Regions from separate parts of the Homo sapiens genome. Here region 2 is linked to region 1. Evidence: chromatin loops called from intact Hi-C (ENCODE). Cell type or tissue: Calu3. All regions are shown on one strand. Each heading gives the region's core, and the rest is flanking DNA. Links, peaks and the distances in the headings are about the cores only. Region 1 holds the start of LOC124903545 (a long non-coding RNA gene). Region 2 has its middle 25 kb from the start of PDE8A.

Region 1 (16,442 bases), core at 10,042-15,041:
TTCCCCTTCCACACTTCAGAAGCAATATGTGATTAGGAAAAAAAGTGGAAGGAAATATGTGTTCGACGTGTTTTCACTGAATAACACAGTCTTGACGTTTCTCCATTTCACTGATTGGTTTTTCTAAATCATTATTTTTAGTGGCTGCAAAAAGCACCCCTTTTGGAAATCATCTTGAATTTTTCTTCTTAACCATACTGAGTCTTTCTTCACCTATTGTTGGGTATTGTGGTTGTTTCCAATTTCTCAACCTGATTCAGCACTGCTGTGAGCAGCACGCATAAATCTGTGCTGTCATCCCCACCCTGCTGTTTGTCATTTGAATTACTGTTGGGCTCCAACTGATGTCACACCTCCTTCCCCTCCCAAGCAAGCCCTAGCCTGGAACAGATTTTTTTCTTTTACGATAGGTGAAATCAGCAGGTTTTTCTTATATGAACTTTGGGTTTTATGTCATGCCTTTTCTACTCTGAGATGATAAAAATATTTTCTTCATGGTTTCTTCTCATATTTTTATGTTTAATCTTTCACTTTTAAAGCATTGGCACATTAAGAATTTATTTCTGGCCAGGCATGGTGGCTCACTTCTGTAATCCCAGCACTTTGGGAGACTGAGGCAGGCGGATCACTTGAGCCCAGCAGTTGGAGACCAACCTGAGCAACATGGTGAAACCCTGTCTCTATAAAATACAAAAAAATGAGCCAGGTGTGGTGGTATGCACCTGTAATCTCAACTACTTGGGAAGCTGAGATGGGAGGATGGCTTGAGCCCCAGGTCAAGGCTGCAGTGAGCTGTGATTGCACCACTGCACTCCAGCCTGGGCGACAGAGCAAGACCCTGCCTCAAAAAAAAAAATTTACTTCCTAGACACCTACCCAGTCATCCCAACACCATTTATTGAGTAATCCATCTTTTTTTCAGTGATGTGAAATATCACTGAATATCAGTATGTTGATCACATACTGATTTCCTGTGTGTTTTGATTTATTTCTGGGCTCTGTTCAGTTTCACTTTTTCATCTAAAAAAGTCAGTGCCTCACAGTTTTAATCATGGCAGCTTTATATTTTCATATCTTAGGGCCAGTCCTTTCTTTTTACCCTTTGTATTAGTTCATTCTCACACCGCTACAAAGAACTACATGAGACTGGGTAATTTATAAAAAAAAGAGGTTTAATTGACTCACAGTTCTGCAGGCTTAACAGGAAGCATGAGTGGGAGGCCTCAGGAAACTTATAATCATGGTGGAAGGTGAAGGGGAAGCAAGCACATCTTACCATAGCGGAGCAGGGGAGAGACAGTGAAGGGAGAAATGCCACACGCTTTTCCACCATCAGATCTTGTGACAGCCACTATCACGAGAACAGCGAGGGAGAAATCCACCCCATGATCCAATCACTTCCCACCAGGTCCTTCCCCGGACACATGGGATTTTAATCCAACATGAGATTTGGGTGGGGACACACAGCCAAACCATATCACTCTTTACTTCCAGAATTTTCTTAGCTCTTCTTCTCTGAACTGTTTCAACTCACACTTCTTGGTGTGGGTTTTTTTTCCTCACATCAACCAATTTTCCAACTCTTTGGATACCAACTGGATATCCCAAATTCTATTCAGTTCTGACGCTATTTGGAGTGCAGACTCTTAAATGAAGGGTTCAGTTCTACAAGACTGTCTCCACTTCAGGTGCCAATTGCAAGTTTGAGTCTCCCATACTTTTTTTTTTTTTTTTTTTTTTTTTTTTTGAGATGGAGTCTCGCTCTGTTACCCAGGCTGAAGTGCAGTAGAGCAATCTCAGCTCACTGCAGTCTCCGCCTCCCGGGTTTAAGTGATTCTCCTGCCTCAGCCTCCTGAGTAGCTGGGATTACAGGCACCTGCCACCACACCCAGCTAATTTTTGTATTTTTAGTAGAGAGGGAGTTTCACCATGTTGGCCAGGATGCTCTCAATCTCTTGACCTAGTGACCTGCCCGCCTCAGCCTCCCAAAGTGCTGGGATTATAGGCGTGAGCCACCGTGCCCACCTGGGTCTCCTATATTTCTGAATGACTGGAATAAAGTCAGAGGCTTCCCACAACCCCCTCCTCAGATTCGATAATTTGCTAGAATAGCTCACAAAACTCACGAAAACACTTTACTTACCATTACCAGTTTATTATGAAGGATACACCTCTGGAATAGTCAAATGGAAGAGATGCACAGGACAAGGCATGAGGTGGGTGTGGAGCCTCCATGCCCTCTCCAGGAACCCACCCTCCCAGTACCTTGATGTGTTTATCAGTCCAGAAGCTCTTCCAACCCTGTTTTTTAAGAGTTTTATGGAGGACTCCTTACCTAGGCGTGATTGATTAAATAATTGGCCACTGGTAATTAACTCAAACTCCAGCTCTTCTCCCAGTCCTGGAGGTCAGGGGTAGGGCTGAAAGTTCTACCCCTCTAATCATGGCTTGATATTTCTGGCAAGCAGCCTCATCCTGAAACTATCTAAGGCTCTCTCCTCATGAGGGGCTGACTCATTAGAACAAAAGATGCTCCTATCACCCAGGAAATTGCAAGTATTTAGGAGCTCTGTGTTAGCAACTGGGGACAAAGACCAAATATACATTTCTTACTGCATCACACCATCACGTAGTATATGAACTTTAGAATCACTTGACTAAATTTTTTTCTTCGATTGGGATTCATGCTAAATTCATGGAGCAATTTAGGTAAAAAGTGACGTTTTTACAGAATTAATTCACCCCCAAAATAAGGTATACCTTTACATTTATTTATACCTTTTTTTTTTTTTTTTTTTTTTTTTTGAGACGGAGTCTCGCTCTGTCGCCCAGGCTGGAGTGCAGTGGCGCGATCTCGGCTCATTGCAAGCTCCGCCTCCCGAGTTCACGCCATTCTCCTGCCTCAGCCTCTTGAGTAGCTGGGACTACAGGCGCCCACCACCAAGCCCGGCTAGTTTTGTTTTTGTATTTTTAGTAGAGACGGGGTTTCACCGTGTTAGCCAGGATGGTCTCGATCTCCTGACCTTGTGATCTGCCCGCCTTGGCCTCCCAAAGTGCTGGGATTGCAGGCGTGAGCCACCGCGCCCGGCTGTTTACATCTTTAAGTTCCTCAGGAGCACTGTTCAAAATTCAAAAGGAACAAATGAGCATATGGGAAAAGTTTCCCCGCTGTTGTAGGGAACAGGGACTATGTTTCCTAGTCACTGTTTCCTTCCCACAGGCAATCTGTGTTACTGGTTTCTTGTGCATACATTCCATGATTTTAAGCTAATTTAGCACTTAAACAAATGCTTGCCTATGTGTATCTTATTTTGCATTATGCTTATGCTTTTTCACTTATAAATATATCTTGGTAATTTTTTTCATATCTACACGAGTTTCCTCATTTTGTAAAAATGATACATGGCTTGTGGGTTTTTAAAAATAGTTGATTTTGGAGGCCAGGTGCAGTGACTCATGCCTGTAATCCCAGCACTTGTGGGAGGCCAAGGCAGGTGGATCATGAGGTCGGGAGTTCGAGACCAGCCTGGCCAACATAGTGAAACCCCATCTCTACTAAAAGTACAAAAATTAGCTGGGCATGGTGGCGGGTGCCTGTAGTCCCAGCTATTCAGGAGGCTGAGGCAGGAGAATCACTTGAACCTGCGAGGTGGAGGTTGCATTGAGCCAAGATCACGCCATTGCACTCCAGCCTGAGTGACAGAGTGAGACTCCATCTCAAAAACAAACAAACAAACAAAACTTGATTTTTAAGGGCAGTTTTTAGGTTTACAACAAAATTGAGAAGAAGCTTTTCAAAAGTTTTTGAACTATGGGTGTTCCCCATACCCTCTGCCGTCCCCCATTAGCAACTCCCCCAGCAGAGTGGCACATTGGTTACAGCTGATGAACCTACATTGACACATCGTTATCACCCAGAGCCCCTAGTTTACATTAGGATTCACTCTGCTGTTGTACATTCTGTGGGTATGGACGAATGTATAATGACATGCATCTACCATTATAGAGTATTTTCACTGCCCTAAAAATCTGCTGTGCTTTGCTTCTGTGTCCCCTTACCCCATGGCAACTACTAAGCTGTTTACTGTCTCTACACTTTTGCCTTTTCCAGGCTGTCAATAGTTGGAATCGTACAGTATGTAGCCCTTTCAGATCGGCTTCATTCACTTAGTAATATGCATTAAAGGTTCCTCTGTGTCTCTTCATTCCTTGATAGCTCAATTCTTTTTAGTGCTGAATAAAATTCCATTGTCTGGATGCATCACAGTTTATCCATTCACTAACTGAAGGATATCTTGGTTGTTTCCAAGCTTGAGCAATTATGAATAAGGCCATTGTAAACATTCATGTGAAGGATTTTATGTGAACATAAAATTTCAGCTCCTTTGGGTATATACCAAGGACATGATTATTGGATCATTTGGTAAGATTGCATTTAGTTTTGTGAAAAACTACCAAACTGTCTTCCAATGCGGCTGTATCATTTTTGCCTTCCCACCAGCAATGAATGAGACGTCCTGTTGCTTCACATCCTCATCAGCATTTGGTGTTGTCTGTGTTCTCGAGTCTGGCCATTCTAACAGGTGTGTAGTGGTATCTCACTGTTGTTTTAGCTTGTGCTTCCCCGATGACATATGGTGTGGTGCATCTTTTTATATCCTTATTTGCCATCTGTAGATCTTCTCTGGTGAAGTCTTTGTGAAGATCTTTGACCCATTTTAATATCAGATTGTTTTCTTATTGCTGAGTTTTAAGAGTGCTTTGTATATTTTGGATCTTTATGTGCATTTTGCAAATATTTTGTCCCAGTCTGTGGCTTTTCTTCTCATCCTCTTCACATTCTCTTACAGAGCAGGTTTTTAACTTTAATGGAATCCAGCTGATCAGTTATTTCCGTCACAGAATGTGCCTTTGTTGTGGTATCTAAAAAGTTTTCAGTATACCCATGCTCACCTAGGTTTTCTCTTATGCTGTCTTCTAGGAGTTTTACATTTTATATTTGGGCCTATGAGCCAATTTGAGTTAATCTGTGTGAAGGTTGTAAGGTCTGTGTCTAGATTCTTTTTTTTTTTTTTTTTGTATGTGGATGTTCAATTCTAGCACAATTTAGTAAAAAAAAACAAAAACAAAAACACAAAACTGTCTTTGTTTCATTGTGTTGCTTTGCTCCCTTGTCAAATATCAGTTGACTATATTTATGTGGGGTCCATTATTTCTGGCACTCTATTTTGTTCCATTGATCTATTTATTCTTTCGCCCTACTGCATCTTTTTGAATACTGTGGCTTTATAGTAAGTCTTGAAGTCAGGTAGTATCAGTCTTCCAACTTTGTTCTTCTCCCTTAGTATCCTGTTGGCTATTCTGGGTCTTTTGCCTCTCCAGTAAACTGTAAAATCAGTTTGTTAAGATCCACAAAATAGCTTGCTGGGATTTTGATTGTGGTTACATTGAATCTAGATGAAGCTGTGAAGAAATTACATCTTGGCAATATTGAGTCTTCCTATCTATGAACATGGAATAGCTCTTCATTTATTCAGCTCTTCTTTGATTTCTTTCATATAAGATTTGTAGTTTCCCTTATAAAGATCTTGTATATATTTTGTTAGATTTATATATAAGTATTTCATTTTGAGGTGGGGGGGCTAACATAAATACTATTGTGTTTTTAATTTCAAATTCTACTTATTGTTGGTATAGGAAAGTGACTGACTTTTGTTTTTTAACATTGTACTCTGTAACCTTGCCATAATGGCTTATTCCAGGTTTTTTTATTCTTTTGGATTTTCTACATAGGTAATCATGTCATCTGCGAACACAGTTTTATTTCTTCCTTCTTATTCAGTATATCCTTTCTCTGCACTGGACTGCAGTCCAGTGTTGAAAAGGAATGGTGACAGGGACCTCCTTGCATTGCTCCTGTTGTTAGCAGGAAAGCTTCTAGTTTCTCACTATTCAGTATGATAACTGTGGTTTTTCATACTTGGGATAAATCCTATCTGGTTGTGAAGTGTAATTCTTTTTACACATTGCTGGATTCTATTTGCTAATATTTTGTTGAGGATTTTTGTATCTAGGTTCATGAAAGATATTGGTCTGTCATTTGCTTGCCATGTCTTTGTCTGGTATGTGTATGAGTCTGGCCCCATATAATGAGTTATAAAGTATCCCTTCTGCTTTGATCTTCTGAACCAGATTGTAAAATAAGGGTATAATTTCTTCCTTATATGTCTAACAGAATTCACAAGTGAACCCATTTGAGCCTGGCATTTTCTGTTTTGAAAAGTTATTAATTATTGATTTCTTTAATAGATATAGGCTTATTCAGATTGATTGTTTCTTGTGAGTTTTGGCAGATTGTGTCTTTCAAAGAATTGGTCCTTTTCTTTCTTTCTTTTTTTTGACACTGAGTCTCACTCTGCTGCCCAGGCTGGAGTGCAGTGGCATGATCTCGGCTCACTGCAACCTCCGCCTCCCAGATTCAAGCGATTCTCCTGCCTCAGCCTCCTGAGTAGCTGGGATTGTAGGTGCCTGCCACCACACCTGGCTAATTTTTATATTTTTAGTAGAGACAGGGTTTTACCATGTTGGCCAGGCTGGTCTTGAACTCCTGACCTCAAGTGATCCACCTGCCTCGGCCTCCCAAAGTGTTGGGATTACAGGCATGAGCCACCATGCCCGGCCGAATTGGTCCTTTTCATCTAGGTTATCAAATTTGTGGGTGTGGAGTTATTCATAGTATTCCTTTATCTTTTTAATGTCTATGAGATCTGTAGTGATATCCTCTCTTTTGTTTCTGATATTAGTAATTTGTGTCTTCTTTTATTCTCAGTAAACCTGGCTAAAGCCTTATCAATTTTGTGGTCTTCTCCAAGAACCAGCTTTTGGTTTCATTGACTTTATTTCCTGTTTTTAATATCATTGATTTCTGGTCTAATTTTTTACTATTTCTTCTGTTTATTTTGGATTTCATTTGTTCTTTTTCCAGTTTCCTAAGGTAGAAGCTTAGATAATTAATTGTATACTGTATTCTTTTCTAATACACACATTAAATGCTATAAACTTCCCTCTAAACACTGCTTTCACTGTATGCCACAAATTTTGGTAAGTTGTGTTTTAATTTTCATTTAGTTTAAAATATTTGAAAATTTCTTGAGGTTTCTTCTTTGGCCCATGTGTTAATTATGTGTGTTTTTTTGTTTTTGTTTTTGACACAGGGTCTCACTCTGTTGCCCAGGCTGGAATGCAGTGGTGCCATCATGACCGACTGCAGCCTTGACTTCCCAGGCTCAAGAGTTCCTCTCACCTCAGCCCCCTGAGTAGCTGGGACTACAGATGCATGCCATCATGCCTGGCTAATTTTTGTATTTTTTGCTGAGACAGGGTCCCACTGTGTTTCTCAGGCTAGTCTTGAACTCCTGGTCTCAGGTGATCCTCCTGCCTCGGCCTCCCAAAGTGCTGGGATTATAGATGTGAGCCATGGTGCCCGGCCCTAGAAGTATGTTCATTAATCTCCACATATTTTGAATATTTCCAATTGTCTTTCTGTTATTGATTACAGGTTAATTCCATTGTCTTCTGAGAGAAGATACTGTCTGATTTTTATTTTTAATTAATTAATTAGGAAACAGGGTTTTGCTCTGTTACCCAAGCTGGTGTGCAGTGGTGCAATCGTGGCTTCTTACAGTCTCGAACTCCTGGGCTCATGTGATTCTACTACCTCAGCCTCCCAAGTAGCTGGGACCACAGGTGTGTACCTCCACACCCAGTCATTTTTAGAATTTTTTGTAGAGACAGGGTCTCACCATGTTGCTCAAGCTGGTCTTGAACTCCTGGGCTCAAGTTGACCCTCCTACCTTGGCTTCCCAAAGTGCTGGTATTACAGGAATGAGCAACTGCACCTGGCCTAATTTGTTTTTTTTGTTTTTTGTTTTCTTTTCTTTTTTTTGAGACGGAGTCTCACTCTGTCACCCAGGCTGGAGTGCAGTGGCACCATCTCGGCTCACTGCAAGCTCTGCCTCCCGGGTTCTCACCATTCTCCTGCCTCAACCTCCCAAGTAGCTGGGATTACAGGTGCCCGCCACCACACCCAGCTAATTTTTTTGTATTTTTAGTAGGGACAGGGTTTCACCGTGTTAGCCAGGATGGTTTTGATCTCCTGACCTCGTGATCTGCCCGCCTCGGCCTCCCAAAGTGCTGGGTTTACAGGCGTGAGCCACTGCGCCTGGCCTAATTTCCTTTTTTAAATGTGTTAAAGTGTGTTTTATAACCCAGGATATGGTCTGTCTTGGTGAATGTTCCATGTGGGGTTGAGGAGAAAGGGTAATCTGCTGTTGTTGGCTGAACTAGTCTATAGATGTCAGTTATATCCAGTTGACTGATAGTGTTGTAGGATTCAACTATGTCCTTACTAAATTTTCTGCCAGCTGAATCTGTTTACTTCTGATAAAAGAGTGTTGCAATCTCCCAGTGTAATAGTGGATTAATCTTTTCTCCTTACAGTTCTATCAGTTTGGGGCTCATGTAGTTTGATATTATGTTGTTTGGTGTATACATGTTAGGGATTATTATGTCTTGGAGAAATGATCTCTTTATCATAATCTAATGACCTTCTTTATCCTTGATAACTTTCCTTGCTTTTAAGTCTCCTCTGTTTGCAATTAATGTAACTACTCCTTTCTTTTTTTTTTTTTGAGACAGAGTCTCGCTCTGTCATGAGGCTAGAGTGCTGTGGCGCGTTCTTGGCTCACTGCAACCTCTGCCTCCCAGGTTCAAGCGATTCTCCTGCCTTAGTCCCCCTGAGTAGCTGGGACTACAGGTGTGCAACACCACGCCCAGCTAATTTTTGTATTTTTAGTAGAGACAGGGTTTCACCATGTTGTCTAGGATGGTCTTGCTTTCTTTTGATTAGTGTTAGTGTGGTATATTTTCTCCATCCATTTAATCTATGTGTTTTTCATTTTTTGGGTTTTTTTTTTTTTTTTTTTTTTTTTGAGACAGAGTTTCGCTCTTGTTGCCCAGGCTGGAGTGCAATGGCATAATCTTGGTTCAACAACCTCTGCCTCCTGGGTTCAAGCGATTCTCCTGCCTCAGCCTCTCGAGTAGCTGGGATTACAGGCATGTGTCACCACACCCTGCTAATTTTGTACTTTTAGTAGAGACAGAGTTTTTCCATGTTGGTCAGGCTGGTCTCGAACTCCTGACCTCAGGTGATCCACCTGCCTCTACCTCCCAAAGTGATAGGATTACAGACCTGAGCCACCGTGCCCGGCCTGGCTTTTTTTTAAAAATGGGTGTGGCTCTCACTATGTTGCCCAGGCTGGTCTCAAACTCCTGGCCTCAAGTGATCCTCCCACCTTGGCCTCCCAAAGCCCTGGGACTACAGGCATGAGCCACCACATTTGGCCTCAAATATTTCTTCTGTTCTTTTCTTTCTGTATTTTCCCTCTGCTATTCTTATAACATGTATATTACAACTTTTTAGCTCCATAGTCCTTGGATATTTTGCTCAGTCCTATTCTCTTTAATTTTCAGTTTTGTAGGTTTCTATTTGACATGTCTTCAAGCTGAGAGATTCACTCCTAATTCATGTCCAGCCTATTAATGAGCCCATCAAAAGCACTTTTCATTCATTCGCAGTGTTTTTGCTATAAACAAAACAGTGCTTTCCTCCTCTCTTTGCTGGAAGTATGAGGGAATTTTCCTGTTATATTTACTGTGAGAACTGTGAAGCTCTTGGAGGTAAAATTCACGAAAGTGCAGGCGGGGGGCACCCCTTATAACTGGGTTCCCCAGGAGTTTTAATTCTTAGACTGTCCACATTGAGCCTCCACCAATTCTTCAATTACTGACAGGTTCTTCTACCCTGGCACTGGTTCCCATGGTGGTTTCCACTCATGAATCTCTGCTCCAGTAAGATATAATTTCCTGTATTTGCCTGCTGGTCTCTCCTATCTTAGGGGCAGCAGTTTGACTTGTATCCTCACCTTTCTTACAGATCTAGGAAGAGCTGTTGATTTTTCAGGCTGTTTAGCTTTTTACTTGTTAGAATGAAGTGGCGACTTTCAAGTTCCTTACATGCGGATCTGGAAAATAAGTCTCCTCATTCTTTTTTACAGTTGCATAGTATTCTGTTGTATGGTCATACCTGTAACTTGTTTACTTACTCTTCTTAAATGATAGACAATTTGTTTCCAGTCTTTTACTAATATAAGTAGTAAATAATAAATAATTTTGTAGACTATTATTTCCCACGTGTAAATATCTTTAGGCTAAAATCCTGGAAGTAGAATTGCCAGGTCACACTGCATGTACATTTGCAATTTGGATAGATTTGGCAAATTTGTAATTAGGTTGTACTAATTATACTCACCTGCCATGTCATTTCCACTCATTCTTCTTTTTTTTACCACCCACCCCCGCCCCCTCCCCGAGAGAGTCTTGCTCTGTCACCCAGGCTGGAGTGCAGTGGCGCCATCTCGGCTCACTGCAACCTCTGCCCCCTGGGTTTAAGCAATTCTTCTGCCTCAGTCTCTGGAGTAGCTGTGATTATAGGTGCCCGCCACCACGCCTGGCTAATTTTTATATTTTTAGTAGAGACAGGGTTTCACTATGTTGGACAGGCTGGTCTCAAACTCCTGACCTTATGATCTGCCTGCCTTGGCCTCCTAAAGTGCTGGGATTACAGGCGTGAGCCACTGCAACCGGCCCACACATTCTTATTAACATACTATATTATCAAACTTTTTATTCTTTACTCATCTTAAAGGTGAAAAATATCTCAAATTGGTTCTAATTTGCATTTGATTACTATCAGTGTAGTATAAACTTTAAGAACCTTTTGTTTTTCTACAAACTTTCTGTTCATAACATTTTTAAATTTTTTCTACCGTACTGTTCATTTTCTCATATAAAAATTTTAAAAATCAGTATTATGGAAGTAAGCTTTTATAAAATGAATTATAAACATTTCCTTGCTTTTGACATATTGTCATTTGTCACATAAAATATTTTGATTTTTATTGTTGATTTTTTAATTGTGTTTTCATATGGCTTCTGTTTTGTGTACTACTTTCTCTGCTTAAAATATGTGCCTATAGTCCCAGCTACTCAAGGAGGCTGAGGTGGGAGAACTGTTTGAGCCTGGGAGGTAGAGGCTGCAGTGAGCCTGATTGCGCCACTGCACTCCAGCCTGGGCAACAGAGACCTGTCTCAAAAGAAGAAAAAATATCCTAGCTGCCTTGGCCCTAGCTGCCTTTAAAAAATCAATGTACTTCACCACTAGACTTAATAAATATTAACATTTTTCTGTGTCTACCTTTTTTTTTTTTTTTTTTTTTTTTGAGATGGAGTCTTGCTCTGTCACCAGGCTGGAGTGCAGTGGTACGATCTCAGCTCACTGCAACCTCTGCCTCCCGGGTTCAAGCGATTCTCCCACCTCGGTCTCCCAAGTAAGTGGGATCACAGGCGCCCGCCACTATGCCCAGCTACTTTTTTTTTGTATTTTTAGTAGAGACGGGATTTCACCATATTGGCCAGGCTGGTCTTGAACTCCTGACCTCAGGTGACCCGCCTGCCTCGGCCTCCGAAAGTAGTGGGATTACAGGCATGAGCCACCATGCCCTGCTTCTGCTTTATGTATTATTTCAAAAATAGAAAATACACATAGTTCCCTCTGAATGTTTTCCCAGCACCAGACCCCTCCCCAGCCTCCATAGGTAACTGCCATTGTCAAGTTGGAGTATATACTTCTGGTCTTGATCAGAGTCCTTAATTTTGAGACTGGAGAACTCCTCTAGCTGGTTTAAGCTGAAGGGATTTATCAGTGCAAGAGCTGAAGAAATAAGACCCTTGACTGTGTTTCCTGGAAAGTCTCCTTAAGATCACACCTCAGGCTGGGCTGCCATGGTTATTGCCGTGCCTCCAGAGCCTTGTTTCTACCACAATCAGGAAGCTGTCATTATAGCTGCTGGGTCTAGAATGGCATTTCTGACATTCAAAATTGATGCCCCAATGCGGACCTTTGCTTTTTTCCATTTATGACTCAGTTCTAAATCAGAGTCTTGGACAAATGCCATCTGACAAGTGAACCTAAATTAGATATAAAAACCTTGGTGCAAAGGAGTTTGGAAGAAAGGCTTTTCACTCTCTACTTTGTGTGTTCACCAGGAAGCTAGGCAGTATTGTACAAGCCAGTTCACAGTATTTGTAAACTTCCTGAATATTTGAATTTTAATGTTCCTACTATTTATTTTTACATGAGCATTAGTGTATTGTTTTGGGTATTCAAAAAATTTACATAAACTACATCTTAGTGCAATTTTGCCTTTTCATCCAATATTATTAATTTTTCCCCGTCAACATCTGTAGCTCTGCTTCAGTCTTTTTCAGTGCTCTACAGTTTACACATTAGTTATTTGTTGCTGTGTAACAAATTGCATTAAAATGTAATGGCTTAAAACATGTGTTATCTCAGTTTCTGTGAGTCAGGATTCCAGGTGTAGCTTAGCTGGGCCCTCCGGCTCAGATTCTCTTGTAAGGCTGTAATCAAGGTGTCTCCTGGGAGAGTGGTCTCATCTAAAGACTTGACTAGGGCAGGATCTACTTCCACCTTACTCACGTGGTTGCTGGGAGGATTCAGTTCCTTGCTGGTTGTGAGCTGCAGGCTAACATTAGTTCCTTGCCATGTGTGTCTCACAAGGCAGCTCACAATATGGCAGCTTGCTTCATCAGAGTAAGCAAACAAGAATGTGGTATCACCATCTGTCATGGGTAGAACAGTGTCCCCCTGAAACCTCAAAATGTGACTTCATGTGGAAATAGGGTCCTTCCAGATGTAATTAGTTAAGGATTTTGAAGTGAAACCAGCCTGGATTTAGCATGGACCAGTGTTTTTATAAATAGAAGGGAGGACACAAGTCCCACATTAGGCAATGTGAAGATGGAGGCAGAGATTGGGACAATGCATCTGCTAGCTAAGGAACATGTCAGCAGCACAGCATGGTTTTTCTCTCTGGGCCTACAGAAGGAACCAACCCTGTGGACACCTTGACCTCCAGCCTTACAGTCCCAGGAAACATAAGACAATAAATTTACATTGATTTGAGCTACCTAGTTTGATTTGTATCTTTTGTCATATGTTACTTTTGTTTTGTTTTCTTTTTTGAGATGGAATCTTGCTCTGTCATTCAGGCTGGGGTGCAGTGGCACGATCTCAGCTCACTGCAACCTCCGCCTTCTGGGTTCAAGCGATTCTCCTGCCTCAGCCTCCTAAGTAACTGGGACTATAGGCACACGCCACCAAGCCCAGCTAATTTTTGTATTTTTAGTAGAGATGGGGTTTCACCATATGCTACTTTTTTTTACATGTAGATCTTTACAATTGATTTTGTGTATGAGTTTATACTTATTTCTGCCACTGTCTTTTCTAACTCATGCATTTTCTTTTTCCATTTGTCTTTTATTGGTTGCATTAGTTGCACTTTATTTCTTCTTTGCTTTCCTGTGATTTTTTTTTTTTTTTTTGGACACAGTTTCACTCTTGTTGCCCAGGCTGGAGAGCAATGGTGCGATCTTGGCTCACCACAACCTCTGCCTCCCAGGTTCAAGCGATTCTCCTGCCTCAGCCTCCTACGTAGCTGGGACTACAGGTACCCGTGACCACGCCTGGCTAACTTTTCTATTTTTAGTAGAGACGGGGGTTTCACCACATTGGCCAGGCTGGTCTCGAACTCCTGACCTCGTGATCTGCCCACCTCAGCCTCCCAAAGTGCTGGGATTACAGGCGTGAGCCACTGTGCCCGGACTGTTTTTTCTCAGCTTTGTATTTCTCTTTGTGCTCACTGGTCTAGTTTCACTTGTATGGATTTATTCATATTGCCTAGGATTCGCTGTGCCTTTAAATCTGCGGACTTGCGTCTATCAAATCCTGGAGGACTCTGCACTCCTCCAGATGGTGCTTCTTCCTGCTCTCCCTTCTGGATCTCCTAATTGGACATATTTTGAAGTGTTTCTTTCTGCTCTCATATTTTCTTTTCCATTTTTCTCTCTGTGCTGTATTCTAATTGAGTCCCTTCATTGTCTTCCAATTTACTAATTCCCTCTAGTTACGTCTGGTCTTCTGTGACACCTAGACATTGAAGTTTTTTGTCTGTTTCAGTGACTATAGTCATCATCTCTAGAATGTCTATTAATATGTTTTTTTGTCAAATCTATTATTTTATTTTTAAACTGTCTGTCTTGGTTTAGGTTTTTGTGTGTTTTTTTTTTTTTTTTTTTTTTTTTTTGAGACGGAGTCTTGCTCTGTCGCCCAGGCTGGAGTGCAGTGGCGCCATCTCGGCTCACTGCAAGCTCTGCCTTCCGGGTTGATGCCATTCTCCTGCCTTAGCCTCCCGAGTAGCTGGGGACTCCAGGAACCCACCATCACGCCCGGCTAATTTTTTCTATTTTTAGTAGAGATGGGGTTTCACCGTGTTGGCCAGGATGGTCTCAATCTCCTGACCTCGTGATCCGCCCACCTCGGCCTCCCAAAGTGCTGGGATTACAGGCATGAGCCACTGAGCCTGGCCTGGTTTAGTTTCTTTTTCGCTTATCTGTTTAAGCATGTTAAGCCTACTCATCTTAAAGTCTCTTTCAGATTATTTGATAATTATTACCAGCTCTTGGTGATGCAAATTCCATATATTGCACACACTGCTATCTCTGCCTCAAGATGGTCGAGTTCTTCGTGTGGTTTGTTTCCTTTTTTCTTTGCACCTGGGGAGGGGACAGAACTGTCTTCCCCGCTCAGTCCACAATTACCATCTCAGGCCAAATATCTTAACACAGGACAAAGCCTTTGTTTCCTTAAACAGAAACTCCAAAGGGCTTGCCCTGTCAGCCCTCCAGTGCCCTGACATCTCTGAATGGGCACCTCGTGCCCAGGACCCATCTCTGAGAGCCCTGTCAGTTCTCCAGTGTGCCTCTTATCTCTCAATTCCCATTCAGAGGTACCAGGCAGTGAACTAAGGTTAATTCTGAGAACTTCTCAACATACTCATCTGGCCCTGTGTGACCTTGAAAAAGTCATTTAACTACCAGTCTTTTCTGTAAAGTAAGGAATATTCTTTCTTTTCTTTATGATTTAGAGACAGGGTCTTGCTTTGCTGCCGAGGCTGGAGTATAGTGGCATGATCATAGCTCACTGCAGCACTGAACTCCTGGGCTCAGGCAGTCCTCCCACCTCAGCTCCTAAGCAGCAGAGATCACAGGTGCATGCTAAATTTTTTGTAGAGATGAGGTCTTGCTACGTTGCCCAGGCTGGTCTTGAACTCTTAGGCTCACAATGTGCTGAGATTACGGTCATAAGCCACTGTGCCTGACCTTTATTTAAAAAAAAAAATATTATAAGTATTATGAGACAAAGAACTCTCCAAAAAGATGATAAAACATGATTTCTTAAAAAGAAATGGTTTAATTTCATTTTTATCTGGGAAAAAAACCACAAATACGAGTTTAAAATGAAATGACAAATACATTGACATGTCAAGTGTCATTTTTTATGGTATTATGCTTATTCAAGGTGTGAAGATACAGAACCTCTTTATAAATTTCTGGCATCAAAGATTCCCACCGTAGATAAAAACAGGTTGGTTATAAAATGTCAATTCATTAAATATTCAATTTTTGTTCTTTGTTTTTATAAGGAATATTTTGTAGAAACAGTATAAAATAGAGTAGACTTTTGGAAATTGAATTATAAAATTTTAGAAAAAAGTGTTAAGTCCTAACTTTTCTTTGCGAACCAACAAGAGAGTCTAGTTTTACCTTGGGGAGTTACCTGTGAAGTGCATTAGGCGGCTAGAGCTGTTTCAGAGCCCTGGGTTCTATACAGTAGAAGCAGCCTTCTTTAGCACTTAGAATACGACCCCAGCTTTTTCCAGTTAGCCTCAATCAGAAAAGTTTAACATACATGAATATTTCTATAGTGCAGTAAAAGTGTCATTTTATTAATTTGCATTATGAAAATAAGTCTGTATACCAAGTAATGCATAATGAATATGAATCATGTAAATTTGGTCACGGTATTTGAAGTTGGCTTTGGCTCTGAAGTATTTTTGAATTCATAGAAAATATTGAGCTTTTAATAAAATAAATAAAACATTTTAATTGATATTAATAATCAAGTTCAAATTTTAATTTTTCATCTGCTACTCAATTTTAAAAGAGAAGTCACTCTCAGTAGTGTTCCCAAGTGAGCGATTGCACCTTCTATGATGTGAAAAAGTTGCTAAAGATCCTATTGCCATTAGCCGTTCTTAAGTGCTGAACGTAACTGAGAGAATTGTTTGCAATAGACATGCTCTGTCACTGGCAGGAAGTCCATCAATACCCTTTGCAGGGGCACTCCAGACCTTGTGTTTTACCAGAAACTGAGGCAAACCGTGGTCCTCATGTGCCTTTCTGAA
Region 2 (16,442 bases), core at 6,911-11,910, 190 kb after region 1:
AAACCATATCAAGGTCCAAGCACTGGCATTCCATACTGAGGATCTTCAAAGGCAAGGAAGTCTCAAGCCTTACAGGTAAGACAAAGAGGGAAGCATCAATCATTCCCTCCTGCTCCTATGTTGGCAGTCTGCTTCCAGCTGCAGACGCACTTGCTTTTCCAGCCTCCCTTGCAGCTACAGCATGGGCCTCTGGCTTAATCCCAGGATAGAAAGAAATATCTGCTGGGGCTTCTGTGGAAAGATTCTTCCCATCTAATGAATGCATGGGAGGAAAAGCCTTTTCTACTAGTCATGGCCCTGTCTGGGTGTAATGTCCAGAACTTCAGCAGCCATCTTGTGACCACAAGGGGTCAATCCAAGGATAAAATCAAAATAACAGAGCAGAGAGGTGGCAAGAGCCAGGGTCCCTGGTACCATCATTGATGCCTGGATTAACCCTGGAGCCACTTACCCCTGGAGTTGCTACTATGTGAGATATTAAAAATCTCACATCATGTAAACCATTTTCTATTGAATGCACTGTTACTTGCAATTGATATTGGGTAATGTCAATCATTCTAACCAATAAAGAGCATGTCTCCTACTGAGTGAGAGGAAGGAATAGGTGATCTCTGTGCAGCTGCTCCTGCTGGGAAGATCTGTTGGGGCAATGAGTGCCCTGAAAGGAGTGGGCAATCTTCCTTCAATGTCTTCCTTGCCTCCTTCCCTGTTTCTCTTCTTTTCTTCTTCCTTCCCTCCTTCCTTCCATCCTTCCTTCCCATGCCCTTATCGTTTCCTTCCCCTTCCCTTCCTCCCTCACTAGACATCAAGCCCTAAAGATACTGTTTTAAACAAGATGGACACATTTCCTTCCCCCAGAAGCATACTGACATGTATGAGATAGATGATTAAACAAGACTTCACAAGGTATGACAGGGGCCAAGACAGGAGAATCAGGGTGCTGTGGGAGGTCCAGAACAGACTCCTAACTCAACTTATAAGTTCAGATGGCTTCCTAGAGAAGACAGCCACATTGGGTCCTGAGGGATGAGTAGGAATTAGGTACATGAAAGAAAGGAGTGGTCAAGCGTCTGGAGCAGCCTGTGGAAGAGCCGAGAGGAAGGAGAGTGCAACTCCTTCAAGGGACTGAAAGCAGCTCAGTGAGGCTGGAGCTAGGACAGAGGAGGCGCTGTGCTAGGAAATGGCTAGAGGTGAAATAGGGGGTCATCAGGGGCTGGATCTAAGCATCCTCATGAGCCATGATGAGGAGCTGGCACTTTGCCTGAAAGCACCAACTGGACCATCTGCCTCTTAACCACCCACTTGCTCTGCATGGCTCAGCTGCTGTCCAGGTCTCATCCTGGGTGAACCCCATCATGGACTGGCCTGGTGTACAATGGCTGATAGACAGGCTCGGGGGGGCAGCTGGACCCCAGGTAGGTACCCTCCCTGGCCATGCCAGAGCTGAAGAGAAGCCAGCCCTGTCCCATACTGTGTTGTGGTGTGATGGGCCACTTTGTGAAAGGGTGTCCCACCCTCCGCCACGTGTCCACCACTCGCTATGACTGTAGTCCCTTCCCTGCTTCTGAAACTGGACTCCTGCTTCCCCACCCCTCTATCTAGTGAGGGAATATTCTAACAGCCCATTCTAGCAGGACCTCAGGATGGAAGATTGGAAGCTCCCTGTCCAGGGAAACACAAGTGGATGCCCACTCCTGGGGAGAGGGTGTATAAAGATCCTCAGCTATGGGTCACATGGGGCATCCAGTGGTGGTAGGCACTGCTTGTTGGTGAGCATGAGAGTAAGGGGTGTGGCTAGGGATAGCCCGAGGGATTGCAAGGCTGGAGTGGTTTGGCCTGTTTCTTGATTTTTTCTAATTCAATTTAAATCTGACTCTAAGCCACTATCCCACTGAGCTGGCAAGAAATTCAATCTCAGGCATATCGTTGAGTCTCCCTCCCCCATTCTCAAGATTTTGCCAAGGTCCCAGGGTCTTAGGCAGTGCTGAGGCGTCAGGCTGGCTCCACTGGTCACACTAGCAAATGCAGAACATCCATCATCCCAGCCTTGTGGCACCTCAGGCTTGGTGGCTCTGCTGATTTGGAGTCACCCTTGGAATGTGGGAATTGTGAGGGAGGGGCGAAAGCTCTGTGCTCAGATCCACTCTCCCTGAGTGTACCAGGCAGCCATGTCCTCTAAGGCCTTGTCACCTTTGGACACTGCCTAGAGTCAAGGTTTGAGACCTTTCCTCCCTACCCCCAGCCCTAGTCACACTCTGCCCCTTTCCCTTCTGGGGTAAAAATCTTTTCCTCTCCCTTCTTCCTGCTCTCAAAGGCCCACCCTTGGCCTGGTGCAGTGACTCACATCTGTAATCCCAGCACTAGGAGTTTGAGACCAGCCTGGGCAACATGGTGAAACCCCATCTCTACTAAAAATACAAAACATTGGCCAGGCATGGTGGCATGCACCTATAGTTCCAGCTACTCCAGAGGCTGAGGTGGAAGGATCACCCGAGCCCAGGAGATGGAGGTTGCAGTGAGCCCTGATCATGTCACCATACTCCAGCCTGGGCGACGGAGCAAGACTCTATCTCAAAAAACAAAAAATCATAGGCCCACCCTTTCTTTCTTCTCTTTCCAGGACACCTTACAGAGTCTCTATAAAGAGTCAACGAAGGCTGGGTGCAGTGGCTCACACCTATAATCCTAATACTTTGAGAGGCTGAGAAGGGAAGATCACCTGAGGCCAGGAGTTCGAGACAAGCCTGGGCAACATAGCGAGATCTCTGTCTCTACAAAAAAGAAAAATTAGCCGGGCATGGTGGTGAGCACTTGTAGTCTCAGCTACTCTGGAGGCTTAGGCGGGAGGATCACCTGAGCTCAGGAGTTGGAGGCTTCAGTGAGCTATGATCACACCATTGCACTCCAGCCTGGGTGGCAGAGTGAGACCCTGTCTCTAAAAATAATTAAGAAATTTAAAAAAAAATTTAGGTCAAGATTATTGCAAAAGACAGAAAGACCCACCAACTTCCGATAGCTTTTATGCTCTGACCACCAGAAATACCCAAGGCAAGGAAACACCAAGGGACTCACTCTCTGCTTGAAAGAGCCAGGGGAGGAGCAAATGTAAACCAAATGAGCACAGGGTAACATTTCAATGAATCATCTTGCCCCAGTGGTTTGATGAAGGGCAGTATCTCTGTCGTAGGTGCTGCCGTTGTGAATCCCAAACTCTTCCTGGCTGTCTCACCTAGTTAGTGACTTTACCTGGCATGAGCTTCTCTCACCCAACATCTTGGAGTACTTGGACCACCTTAAACTGCTGCTGTATTAATTAACTGTCATTAAATGATGCTGCCGTAACAGTCTCGGAATCTTAGTGTCTTACGACCATCAAGATTTATCTCTCAGCCAGGCAAAGTGGCTCATACCTGTAATCCCAGCACTTTGGGAAGCCAAGGCAGTAGGATCATTTAAGGCCAGGAGTTCAAGACCAGCCTGGTCAACATAGCAAGACCTCGTCTCTACAAAAAATAAAATAAAATAAAATATTAGCCAGGTGTGACGGCACATACATGTAGTCCCAGCTGCTTGGGAGACTGAGGTAGGAAGATCCCTTGAGCCCAGGAGGTTGAGGCTACAGTGAGCCATGATTATATCACTGTACCCCAGCTTGGGCAACAGAGTGATACCCTGTCTCTAAAAAAAAAAAAAAAAATTCTCTCTCACTCACAGAATGAGTCACCTGAGGTTGCTGCGGCTCTATTCCATGCATTTCTTTATCCTGAAATCCAGGCTGAAAAGAGAAGCCCCTTTCTGAGTCACGCTGTTCTCAAAAGAGGCAGGCTGCTTGGATGGTTCAGAGCACGGCCTTGCATTCAGATAAGGCTAGGCAAAAATGCCTGCATTATCAGAGTTAATGCTTACAACACCCCTACGAGTTCGGAGGTGATATTCTCATTTTACAGATGAGAAACCTGAAATTATCTTGCCCGAGGACACACAGGGATGTGAAGAAGTGGAGCCGGAACTCAACCATGTATGTGTCTGGCTCTAAAGCCCAGGCTTTCCCTCACCCTGCTATTCTGTCCCTGCAAAGCCAATTCAGGATCAGCCAGTTAAACATGCTGAATTGAGAGCACCTGTAGTTAGCACTGTTGTCGCTCAAAACTCCACTAAAAAAAGGGGAAAGAAAGAAAAGATTTATAAAGCAATAAGGACTAAGAGAGTGAGAGCAGCAACAGGAGAGATAAGGAATGTTAACACAGTTTTGGAAGCAGAGCTGATAAAGCTGAACTGTGAAGCTCAGGAACTGGAGGCACCTATTACTGCAAAAGCGAGGGCGAAGGTGGGGCTGAAAACAGGAAGCGGAGTTGAAAGCCTAGAGCCCCAGGCCCACCTGCCCATCACCCACATCCAGGTGGCTCTTTCTTCTCTGACAGGAAACTGGAGTTTTATCCTATGGAGATATTGAATCAGAAAAGCAGGCACAGGCCAGGCACAGTGGATCATGCCTGTAATCCCAGCACTTTGGCCGGCCGAGTCAGGTGGATCGCTTGAGTACAGGGGTTCGAGGCCAGCCTGGGCAACATAGTGCAACCCTGTTTCTACTAAAAATGCAAAAATTAGCCGGGCATGGTGGCACATGCCCATAATCCAAGTTACTTGGGAGGCTGAGGCAGGAGAATCTCTTGAATTCAGCAGGGGCGGAGGTTGCAGTGAGCTGAGATTGCGCCACTGTACTCCAGCCTGGGCGACAGAGCAAGACCTTGTCTCAAAAAAAAAAAAAAAAAAAAAAAAAAAAAAAAAAAAAAAAAAAAAGCAGGCAGGCACAGGGGAGTGGAAAATGTTCTGTATTTTAAAGAAAGATTACGGGAGAGTTTATAAACTGAATGTTCAGCACCACCTCCTCCCTCTTTGTGCCACTGTATTCCTGGAATTTTCTCTACCCTATGTGTGCCCTCTCCAGGCAGGAGACTGGAAGATTCTTCTCTGGAGAAATATCATGACCCCAGAAAATAGATTTATAGGTACTGAAATCCAAGAGTTCCCCCCATTGAAATAGATGGTCTCAGCCCAGTTATCTCACAGTAAGATACACTAGTTGATAAGCCTTATCCCTCCCCAACTCCTCAGTGTTTAAGCAACTCTTCAGGGACTCATTGTTACGTATGAACGTAAAACAAAGGATCACCATAGATTTGAGGACAGAATCTAATATGGAAGACAGAGATCAAAACAAACAAAACAAAAAGGAATGGAGGGTCCAGAGACAATGCACATGGACAAAGAAAAATGCCTTGAAACTATTAATATTCTCAGAGACACAGGAAATGATATTACTCACATGAAACAGGAAGGGCATATTAGAAACAAAGAAAACCCAACCATGAGGAAAGAGCTTTGGAAAGTTAAAATTATGATAGCAGGAAACAAGTTGATAGAAAAGTTGGAAGACAAGCTTAAGGACAATTTTCAGAAAGCAAACAAAATTATAAAGAAAGAACAATAAGAGAAGAGAGGTAAAAAAATTCGAAGATAAATTCGGAGGGTCTAACATTACAAAAAAAAAAGGAGTTTCAGAAAGAGAAAATAGAGAAAATGAAAGAGAGAAAATTAACAAAGAAAGGATATAAAACTTCCCTGACTGGTCATGGTGGCTCATGCCTGTAATCCCAGCACTTTGGAAGACCGAGGTGGGCAGATCACTTGAGGCCAGGAGTTTGAGACCAGCCTGGCCAACATGGCAAAACCCCATCTCTATAAAAAATACAAAAATTAGCTGGGCATGGTGGCAAAGGCCTGTAATCCCAGCTACTTGGGAGGCAGAGGTGGGAGGATCACCTAGGCCTGGGATGGTCGAGGCTGCAATGAGCTGTGATCATGCCACTGCACTCCAGCCTGGGTGACAGAGTGAGACCTCATCTCTTTTTTTTTTTTTTTTTTTTTTGAGATGAAGCCTCACTCTGTCACCCAGGCTGGAGTGCAATGGCGCAATCTCGGCTCACTGCAACCCCCACCTCCTGGGTTCAAACGATTCTCCTGCCTCAGCCTCCCGAGTAGCTAGGACTACAGGTGTGCACCACTCAACCCTGCTAATTTTTGTATTTTTAGTAGAGATGAGGTTTCACCATGTTGGCCAAGCTGGTCTTGAACTCTTGGCCTCAAGTGATCCACCCACCTTAGCCTCTCAAAGTGCTGGGATTACAGGCATGAGCCACCATGCCCAGCAAGACCCCATCTCAAAAAATAAAAATAAAATAAAAAAAATTTTGAGACCATCCTGGGCAACATAATGATATCTCATCTCTATAAAAGAAATTTTAAAATTAACCAGGTTTGGTGGTGCCTTCCTGTAGTCCCAGCTATTTGGGAGGCTGAGGTGGGAGGATGGCTTGAGTCTGAGAGACCAAAGCTTCAGTAAGCTACGGTTGCACCACTGTACTCCAGGCTGGGTAATAGAATGAGACCCTGCCTCAAACAAACAAACAAACAAACAAAAAACTGTAAGAGGAAGTGATTTCCAAACCTAGATTATATTCCCTACTAAGCTATTAACCAAGTGTGATGGTAGAATAAAGACATTTTCAGATATGCAATTTTTCACAAAATTTGATCTCTTGTGTATACTTTCTCAGGTGTTCTACCAAAATGAGGGAATAACCCAAGAAAGAGAAAGACAAGGGTTCCAAAAATAGGACATCCACCCAAGAGAGGTGTAAGCAAGTCCCAGGGTGACAGCTGAGCAGCAGCAGGCCTGAAGAGAACCAGGTGGAATAAGATAACACAGGGTTCCAGAAGGAACATCTCGGGAAAAGAGGGAATCAGATATAGGACCTTATAGAAAATAGCTCTCAGAGCTTGCGGATTTATATATATAAACAATTTTCTCTGGATATAAGACCAATATACAAAAATCAAGTATATTTCTACAATGGGCAATCCAATGACAAAATGAAGAAAACAATTCTGTTTTCTTCAGAAATTCTAAGTACTTAGGAATAAATTTAATAAATGAAGTGCAAGACTTGTACAATGAAAACTACAAAACATTGTTGAAAGAAATTAAAGAAGATCTAAGCAAACGGAGAGGCATCCCATGTTCATGGATCAGAGGACTTAATATTTTAAACTGGATGTACCCCTCAAATTGATCTACATATTCAATGCAATCTCTATCAAAATCTCAGCTGGGTTTTTTGCAGAAATTGATGAGGTGATTTTAAAATTCATATGGAAATGCAAGGGAACTAGAATAGCTTAAACAATCTTTAAAAAGAATAACAAAGATGGAAGACTCATACTTCCTGATTCCAAACCTTCCTACAAAGCTACAGTAATCAAAATAGTGTGGTAGTGGCATGAGGATAGACTACAGATAAATGGAATAGAATTAAGAGCTCAAAAATAAACCCTCATATTATGGTCAATTGATTTTTGACAACGGTGCCAAAACAATTCAATCAGAGAGAATAGTGTTGTCGGCCAGGCATGGTGGCTCATGCCTGTAATCCCAGAAATTTGGGAGGCATAGATGGGTGGATCACTTGAGGCCAGGAGTTTGAGACCAGCCTGGCCAATGTGGCAAAATGCTGTCTTTACTAAAAATACAAAAATTAGCTGGGCGTGGTGGCGTTCGCCTGTACTCCCAGCCACTCAGGAGGCTGAGGCACAAGAATCGCTTGAACCCAGGAGGCAGAGGTTGCAGTGAGTGGAGACTGCGCCACTGCACTCCAGTCTGGGCAACAGAGTGAGACTCTGTCTCAAAAAACAAAACAAAACAAAACAAACAAACAAAAAACTACGTGCAAAAGAATGGAGTTGGGGAATGACTTCTCGGGTGATGACAATATTCTTAAATAGATTCTGGTGATGGGCTGTACAACTAAATATACTAAAAACCATTGAATTTTACACTATAGGGTAATTTTATAGTATATCATTATATGTCAATAAAGTTGTTTAAAAATTAAAAATAATTTTCTTAACAAATTTGGGAAGAAATAATGACAGTTAAAAAGAAATCTAAGCAACAAAAACAAAAAAACAAGGTATATGGATTTGAAAATGCATAAATTTTTCACATTTTAACATTTCTGATATGGAGATGCATCCTACAAACAATGGAGTGTCACAGTTTAGTTGGGAGTGTTCTTTCTTAGTGGTACATAAAAAATGGCACATCTTACTGTCTTAAATTAGAAGAATTATGGTGATATGTTCAGAAGGAACAAGATGTGCAAGAGGCCAGGTGCAGTAGCTCACGTCTGTAATCCCAGCACTTTGGGAGGCCATGGCAGGAAAATTGCTTGAGCTCAGAAGTTTGAAATCAGCCTTAGCAACACAGGAAGACCTTATCTCTATTAAAAAAAAAAAAAAAAAAGTAAAAATTAGTCAGGTGTGGTGGTGTGCGCCTGTAGTCCCAGCTACTCAGGAGGCTGAGGTGGGAGGATCTCTTGAGCCTGGGAGGTTGAGGCTGCAGTGAGCCATGATTGTGCCACTGCACTCCAGCCTGGGTGACAAAGTGAGACCCTGTCGAAAGAAAAAGGAAAGAGAAACAAAGAAAGAAAGAAAGAAAGAAGGAAAGAAAGAAAGAAAGAAAGAAAGGAAGGAAGGAAGAGAAAGAAGGAAGGAAGGAAGGAAGGGAGAGAGAAAAATGCGCAAGATAGGAAATGTAATGATAATATGCTCCATGGCTCACCAATGCACAAGTCTTATAGCCATAATCAGACAGAAACACATTAATGGAATACAGCTTTTTCTGAAAGTTGTATATTACCATGTTGGGAGGAGAAAGGGAGGACAAATGGAATATGGGGTGGTATGAAAGAGTTAATGCTTCATCTTCTGTAATGGGGAGTAAAAAGGCACTATCTAAAATCACTAATTTGAGAAAATAGCAGTATGGATGCATTACTTAGAAATATGGATGTAAGTAACAGAAATGACTGAAAGAGTTTGAAGGGGAGAAGTCAGGGATGGGGAGGGAATTACCGAAATGTTTTCCTGTTATTGTTGCTGATATAACTATGGTACCATTTGACTTTAAAAATCAAGTATCTGTTGTACTTTGATTTGAATGGAAGGGAAAAAGGAAATGTGGAGAGGGAAGGAGGAAGTTGGGGGTTCGCTGTGGATCCTATCCCTTGATCAGGAAGGCTGGGGTCAATGCCCCTACCTCAGGTCCAATGGGAGGGAAAATTGAGCCGCACCTAGGGGGCTGCATTACACAGAGAGTGACTCCTCCTGTCCACAACCCTGATAGGAGTGCAGTGGGATGGTAGAGCCTGCCAGGAGAATATGTTTTCAGATTCTATCCTCCTTCAGAGGCACCGACCTCCCCCACAAAAGGGAGAGGCTCCCAGCAGCAGCCAAAACGAAGCCCTCCTGGGGCTCTGTGCTCTGCAGCCTCGCAGCCAGGGATCCCAGCTGGGGTGGGGTCAGCCACAGTCCCGCTGAACCAAAGAAACCCAGTCTTCCACTGCTCCGTGAGGAACTGCTGTGGAGGCAGCCACCAATGCATCCACCCCACCTGGTGGAAGAAGGGAGACTGCAGCGCGAGTGTTCCAAGAGCTTCTGTATTGGGAAAAATCATGACTTTGCTACTTTACTGATGCAAAGCGTTCCTCAGTTTCATCTTCTTGTATTCCAGATGCTTCACGGTCAGACATCTTTGATTGCTGTTCTGAGGCTCTTCCAGTTATCTGTTGCTATGGAATAAACATCCCAAACCCGTTGCATAAAACCACTACCATCCATTATGCTCTCGGATTCACTGTCTCAGGAATTTAGATGGGCACCAAAGGGGATGGCTTGTCTCAGTTCCATGATGTCTGAGGCCTCAGTGGGGAAGATTCGAATGGCTGTGGGCTGGAACCACCCAGAGGCTTTTTCGCTCGTGTCTGGCACTTGGGCTATGATGACTTGCAGGCTGGGCTCAGCTGGGACAGTTGACCTGGTGCCTACATGTTACTCCTCCAGATGACTTGGGTTCCTCACAGCGTGGCAGCCACAGAGCAGGGAGAACTCTTTCTTTGTGGTGGGTCAGAGTGCTAAGAGTGAGTGTCCCAGCGAACAAGACCAAAACTGCCTGGGCTTTCATGACCCAGCCTCAGAAGTCACATGGCATCATTCCTACCATGCCGTCTTTCTCAAAGCAGTCACAAGCCTGCCCAGATTAACAGGGAGAGGACATAGATCTGACTGCTTCATGGGAGGAGTGTTAGAAAATTTGCAGCCATGTCATAAAAATACCACAATGACTCAGTATTATTAATTAAAATAAAAATAATGTAAAGTATTTTACACATATCATATACCTGTTTACTAGGCAGATCAATGAGGAAGCCAACGTGCTACAATGGTTAAGTATCTGGCATTAAAACCAAACAGAACTGGGTTCAAAACCTGGCTCAGCCGCTGAACTGTGTGCCCTTGAGCAAACCACTTCACTTCTCCACGTCTCAGTTGCCTTGTTGGTAAAATGGGGATAATAATATCTACCTCACATAGTTTGTTTGTTTTTAAGGATTACACGGACAGCATATGCAAATAACTTGTCTCACAATAAGCATTCAGAAAACGTTAGTCCCTTTTTCCCTAAATTATTTCAAGCGCTACATTTCCATTATTTCTATTATCTCAGATTTTTGAAGATATGCTATCATTTGAAATCTTTATAGATAAATGGAAAGAATGGTTGCTTTCATCAGGAAACAACACCCCCGATCTCGTGGGAAACTGCTCCTCCTTCCCTTTCTGTTCAAATAGGAGCTGCCAGCTTCTACCTCCCTGGTCACAGTGATTGCTTCAGGGGTGGGCAGAAGAGCCAGGCCACACTGATCACCCTATCCCATTTTCTAGGCCTCAACAATGGGTCTGGAGGAGGGCACACGTCCCTGACAGATCAATCACATTCTTGGAGGTTTGCTTTCTTTGCCACAACTAGCTATCAGGAAAACAAGCTAATATATGAACCCATGATTTTCTGATGGCCATGGTCCAGTCTTATGGAGAAATCCAATTCAGTAGAAGGAGGTCACAGTGCAGGAAGACACAAACACAACAAAAGCAGGAACTCAGCGGTAGGCAGAGCCCTAGAGTCATGAAGTCCCCAGGCCCAGCTGCCTGCAGCTACACCCTCATCCCTCCTGGTGCCCATACATTCCTCTTCTCCTAAGCTATTTGATTTGTTGTCTGTCATTTGCAACCAAAAGAATCCTAAGTAATATACCCCTCTGATTTATACATTTTTTACAAATGAGGTAAATCATTCATAAACTCCAGTACTTTCACTATTATATTTTTCTACTTTTCTTATTTATTTTTGAAACTGCATCTTGCTCTGTCACCCAGGCTGGAGTGCAGTGGTGTGATCACAGCTCACTGTAGCCTCACATTCCTGAGCTCAAGCAATCCTCCTGTCTCAGACTCCTAGGACTGCAGGTGCTTGTCACCATGCTGGGCTAATTTTTAAATTTTTAGTGGAGACAAGGTCTCGCTATCTTGCCCAGGCCGGTCTTGAACTCATGGGCTCAAAGCAATCTTCCAGCCTCAGTCTCCCAAAGTGCTGGGATTACAGGTGTGAGCCACCTGGCTCAGGCTTTCCACTGTTATAAAGGAATCAATTAATTACAGTGACACACCTCTAAGTGATAAAACCCACCAGCTGTTGAGAGCTCTTGACATGAACTTCCTGAGACTCCTAACAGTTTAAGTCATTGAAGATGATTCACCGAGTTACGGAACTTTTCAGAAGGAGGCCCTGTCTTTTCCATACCAGCCATTAGACTTTCTCACCTCTGGGTTCTGGGCCTACCTGGAGGACCCTGGTCCCAGACTGCAGCATCGGGCCACACTCTGGCTCAGAGCAGCTGACACTGAAATAATGACATGCCCCAGATCCAAAAAGGATTAGAGATTAGAAATATCTGCCCTCTGGGCACTGCCCAAGAAAAGATCCCTTGAAAGCTGTATGCTTTGATGGAGCTTATTTGTCTTCTAATTGATGCGATGGCATTGAAAAGAATAGTTTGGTAATATAAACAATGGACTCCTCTAAAAGTAGAAAAGAATCTTATTGAGGAAGGAAGTTTCAAGGGATAAAAGCAATCTTTTGTTTATAAAGTGAATTTTCTATCTTTAAATAACTTTTCTTTATACTTTATTATTAAAAATTTTTTTTATTTTTTGAGACGGGGTCTCACTCTGTTCTCCAGGCTGGAGTGCAGTGGCACGATCACAGCTCACTGCAGCCTCGACCTCCCAGGAGTGGCTGGGACTACAGACGTGCACCACGACACCTGGCTAATTTTTTTGTATTTTTTTGTAGAGACTTGGTTTCACCATGTTGCCCAGGCTGGTCTCAAACTCCCGGGCTCAAGCGATTCTCCTGCCTCGGCCTCCCAAAGTGCTGGGATTACAGGCGTAAGCCACCGTGCCCGGCGACTTTTCTGTTTTCTTGGAAAAAGAAAAACAGAAGTTTTGCTGGGATAAAAATGTGTCCTTTGTCAGTTGGGGCTGAGTGGAGGAAGTAACCTGCGTGGTGGCATCTCCAGCCTGGTCAGGCTCACTCATGGTCCGTCACTGAAGCACATGGAGTCATTGGATGCAAGGAATTTACTGACGTGTAGGAGAGTGTGTAGCAGCATTTCGTGTGTCCATCTGGTTGGCAGTCTTGATCTGTGGGTTACTGCCTTCTTACTTGTAGATGAGAAATGAGTCCCACCTTGGAAAGATAGGAAAGATGTCTGTATAGAGAGCAGATAGCCACACAGCCTGTGTGAGGATGAGAAAACTGCTCCAAGCAGTCCTTGTGGGATCATCTCTTCCTTGTTCTTTTTTGCTCTCAACATAATTTGCAGTGTTTGGCAGGTGGGAGGGGAGCAGGATGGGGACCTGAGAAGCCTGTCCTTCTTCTAGCTCCTGTTCTAGTTCCTTGCTGTTCTTCAAGGGGAGGGAACACGGATCTTAGTGGGTAGACTGGGCCACACTTACCAGTGGATCAGGTCACTGTGTGTTGAAAGGTTATACACAGCACATGGACCTCTGCCGACTCCTGCTTCTGTAAGCCTGAGGCTGGAAACTGCTGTGAGCCTCCCTTGCCTCGCCTTGCCTTCTGTCTCTGGTGTTTTCCCATCATGAAGCTAAATTGGAAAACTTTGCAGTTTGGCCATCTGGCTCTCTTTCCACTTCCCCTCGGATATGTATCAGGAGTCTCTCTTTTTTCTCTGAAGTCTTGGTGGCCAGTGGGAGGTATGTTTCAGATTTAGACTTTGTCAGAAGGAGCGGGCCCATTTAGGACTCCAGGTGAATGTACCAGCCCCATGTTACCAGAGAACCAGGAGTGCCAGGCAGGGATGATGGGCACTTTGTTAATAATAGCTTGTTCCCATTTGTTCATCAGGATCCCCGCAGGAAAGAGGCAAATCTGCTCCTTCTTGCCACCTATCTTATTCTTCCTGTCTACTAGCAGGCTCATATAAGAGATCCCAAATAATAACATAAAGGAGATAGAAACTTATTCCCCTCTCACATAAAGTTTGTGCTGTCGTGGCAGTCTTGCTCTGCAAAGACATCAGGACCCCAGACTCCTTCTTTTTTTTTTTTTTAATTATTTTTTTTTAAGACAGGGTCTCGCTCTGTCACCTGAGCTGGAGTGCAGTGGGTCATGGCTCACTGTAGCCTCCACCTCCCAGGCTCAAGCCTGTCTCAGCCTCCCAAGCAGCTGGGACTACAGGTGCCCACCACCATTCCCAGCTAATTTTTCTCGAAGGGGTTTCACCATTTTGCCCAGGCTGGTCTCAAACTCCAGGGCTCAAGAGATCTGCCCACCTTGGCCTTCCAAAGTGCTGGGACTACAGAGGCGAGCCACGGCCTCAGGCTCCCTTCAACTTGAAGCTGCTCCATCTCTCGGGTGTTGCCTTTGTCTTCATGGTCCAAGCTTGCTCACCTTCCCATCTGCATTCCAACTAGCATGGAGCAAAAATGTGAAATATACCAAGAACGTGTGGGATGCCCCCATTTATCTAAGGCAGGGGTCAGCAACCACAGCCTGCAGGTTGGCCTCCTGTTTTTGTAAACAGGCTTTATCGGAACACAGCCACTCTGTTTGTCTATGGCTGCTTTCAACTACAAGTGCAGAGTTGAGTAGTCGTAACACGGCAATATGGCCCACGAAAGCTGAAATATTTACTATCTGACCCTTAAGAAAAAGTCAACAGAACCCTCTTCCAAGGGCATGATGGGAGGCTGCCTACTGGACTTCTGCTCACACCCCACTGGCCAGACCATGGCCACCCCTAACCCAGGAAGGTTGAGAAATGTAGTCCTTTTTCTTTTTCTTTTAAGACAGAGTCACTCTTGTCACCCAGGCTGGAGTGCAGTGGTGCTATCAGCTTACTGCAGTCTCAATCTCCCAGGCTCAAGTGATCCTCCCACCTCAACCTCGTGAGTATCTAGGACTGCTTGCACACACCGTCATGCCCAGCTAATTTTTTATTTTTTATGGAGACAGGGTCTCACTATGTTGCACAGGCTGATCTTGAACTCTTCCCACCTCAGCCTCCCAAAGTGTTGGGATTACAGGCCTGAGCTACCGCGCCTAGCTGAGAAATGTAGTTTTTATTGTAAGTGGCCACATGCCCAGCTGGATTGTCAGTTTTTACTAAAAAAAAAAAAAAAAAAAAAAAGGAGACTGGCGACTGGAGGACAGCCAGCTGTCTTTCTACACGGGTCAAGTGTTCTTCAGCCTGATGTTGGTGCCTGATATTTTAAAATTTTGAGTTTATGAATGAGATCCTTGCTATTCACTCATAGCCACGTTGATTTCTTTTGTTGCCTCTGCCTTTCCTTCCTCATTAGGATATTTTGCCCAGCAGAGACAGGGTTCAATCCAAGCGCTGCCTTTCCTTGCAGAGTCTCTTTCCTAAATGGCTTTATTCTCAAGTGTGGGACAATCGCCTGGCTGTGCTGCCTCCCCATCCCTGCCAGTGACAAAGTCTCTGTTGGCAAATTGTCCCCATTCCACCATTCCATATCTTTGTCAGAACTTCATCCAAAGCTGCAGTTTCTCTCACTCAGGAAATGGAAAGCAACCTCCAGGCAAGGTAGGAACTTGTTGCACTCCTTGGTGGTGGGCAATTAGGATACCCCTGTAGATAAGTCCTTCCCACCCCATTCCTGCTGTGTCCTAGAGATAGTGCCTTTATGATCCAGGCCAGGACTTTCTCTCATTCTCTCCTAAATGACAACTGCTCTTCAAATTATACCCTCAACATGCAAGCCCTCGGATTTGAGGATTTCTGAAGCAGGCATGTAGCTTCTTAACACCCTTCCTAAGGCTGGGCACAGTGGCTCAAACCTGTAATCCAAGCACTTTGGGAGGCAGAGATGGGTGAATCACTTGAGGCCAGGAGTTCACGACCAGCCTGGGCAACATAGAGAGAGTCCCCGCCATCTCTAAAAAAAAAAAAAAAAAAAAAAATTAGCCGGGCATGGTGGCACACACCTGTAGTCTCAGCTACTTGGGAGGCTGAGGTGGGAGGCTGAGGTGGGAGGACCCCTTGAGCACAGGAGGTCCAGGCTGCAGCAAGCCAGGATTTTTGCACTACTGCACAGCAGCCCAGGCAACAGAGGCCCCATCTCAAACAAAACAAACAACAAAGCAAAACACCCTTCCTAATAAGTCTGCCTCTTTCAAATATCCTCCTAAGACCATATCCAATCTTTAGTCTCATCACAGCATCTTGGTTCCACCCATGAGATCATATTTACCATGCTGTGTTCTGGCTTCATCTTCGACTTGCTCTTGACTCATGCACTGTCTGCACACAAATTCAGAACAGCTTCGAATCAGGTCTGGAGCAAATTTTGAAACCCTGCTATGTGTTATGTGAGGAACAGCTGAAAGAACTAAGGGTGCCTGGCTCAGAGAAGGGAAGCCTGGATGGGCATCATCTTCAAATACTTGATGGATTGTCATGTGGAAAAGGGATTAAACCATTTCTATAAGTTTTAAGATTTGACTTTTTAAAACTAATGGGCAAGTATTACTTTGGTAAGTAGGAAAAAGGACAACAAAGATATACATATGAGATGAGACCCATTCAGAGTGGCCCAGAATGGCAAAACTGGGATGGATCAAAGCAAAACACTTTTTGATGCAAAATCAAAAAAGAACCTTCTCAGAAGTGGAGCTCTCCAATGTGGAGTAGCAATGAGAGGCGTGAGGTTATTATCTTGATGAGGTTTAAGCAAATGATGAATGACTGCTTGATTTCAAGCAGAATCGGGGGTTAACAAAGTGACTATCCTAGGCAATGTCCTTCTCATTACAAAGAGGAACCTTCTCAATTAGTTTAGGTTAGAGGGGATTTCTGGAAAGAATTTGGCTGTCATGGAATCCAAGGAAAAGCAGAACAACTGGGCTGCAGTAAGGGAGGGAATGAGGTCAGCTCCAAGCC

The links. Peaks named below come from ENCODE experiments on the same cell type or tissue, not always from the same donor. Only the 100,000 strongest peaks of a DNase experiment are listed, where the experiment ranks them.
Region 2: it touches region 1 in a loop (2.9-fold over the local background); 3 of 110 quality-filtered maps call a loop at or near these places.

Annotation. Positions count from the first base shown.
Region 1 is chr15:85,138,129-85,154,570 of GRCh38, reverse strand. It overlaps PDE8A (phosphodiesterase 8A), which reads right to left. Exons shown (of 22, transcript NM_002605.3): 22 at 15,429-16,442. LOC124903545 (a long non-coding RNA gene) reads left to right here and starts at 15,059. Exons shown (of 2, transcript XR_007064746.1): 1 at 15,059-15,245. RefSeq lists an enhancer at 4,702-4,871. In Calu3, for the core only: no CTCF peak of the experiment used is centred there; a DNase peak (open chromatin) is centred at 11,970.
Region 2 is chr15:84,948,587-84,965,028 of GRCh38, reverse strand. It overlaps a transcript of SLC28A1 not described here. Among named protein-coding and RNA genes, the nearest start is that of PDE8A, 25 kb to the left of the region's middle. In Calu3, for the core only: CTCF peaks have their summits at 9,274 and 9,488; a DNase peak (open chromatin) is centred at 9,488.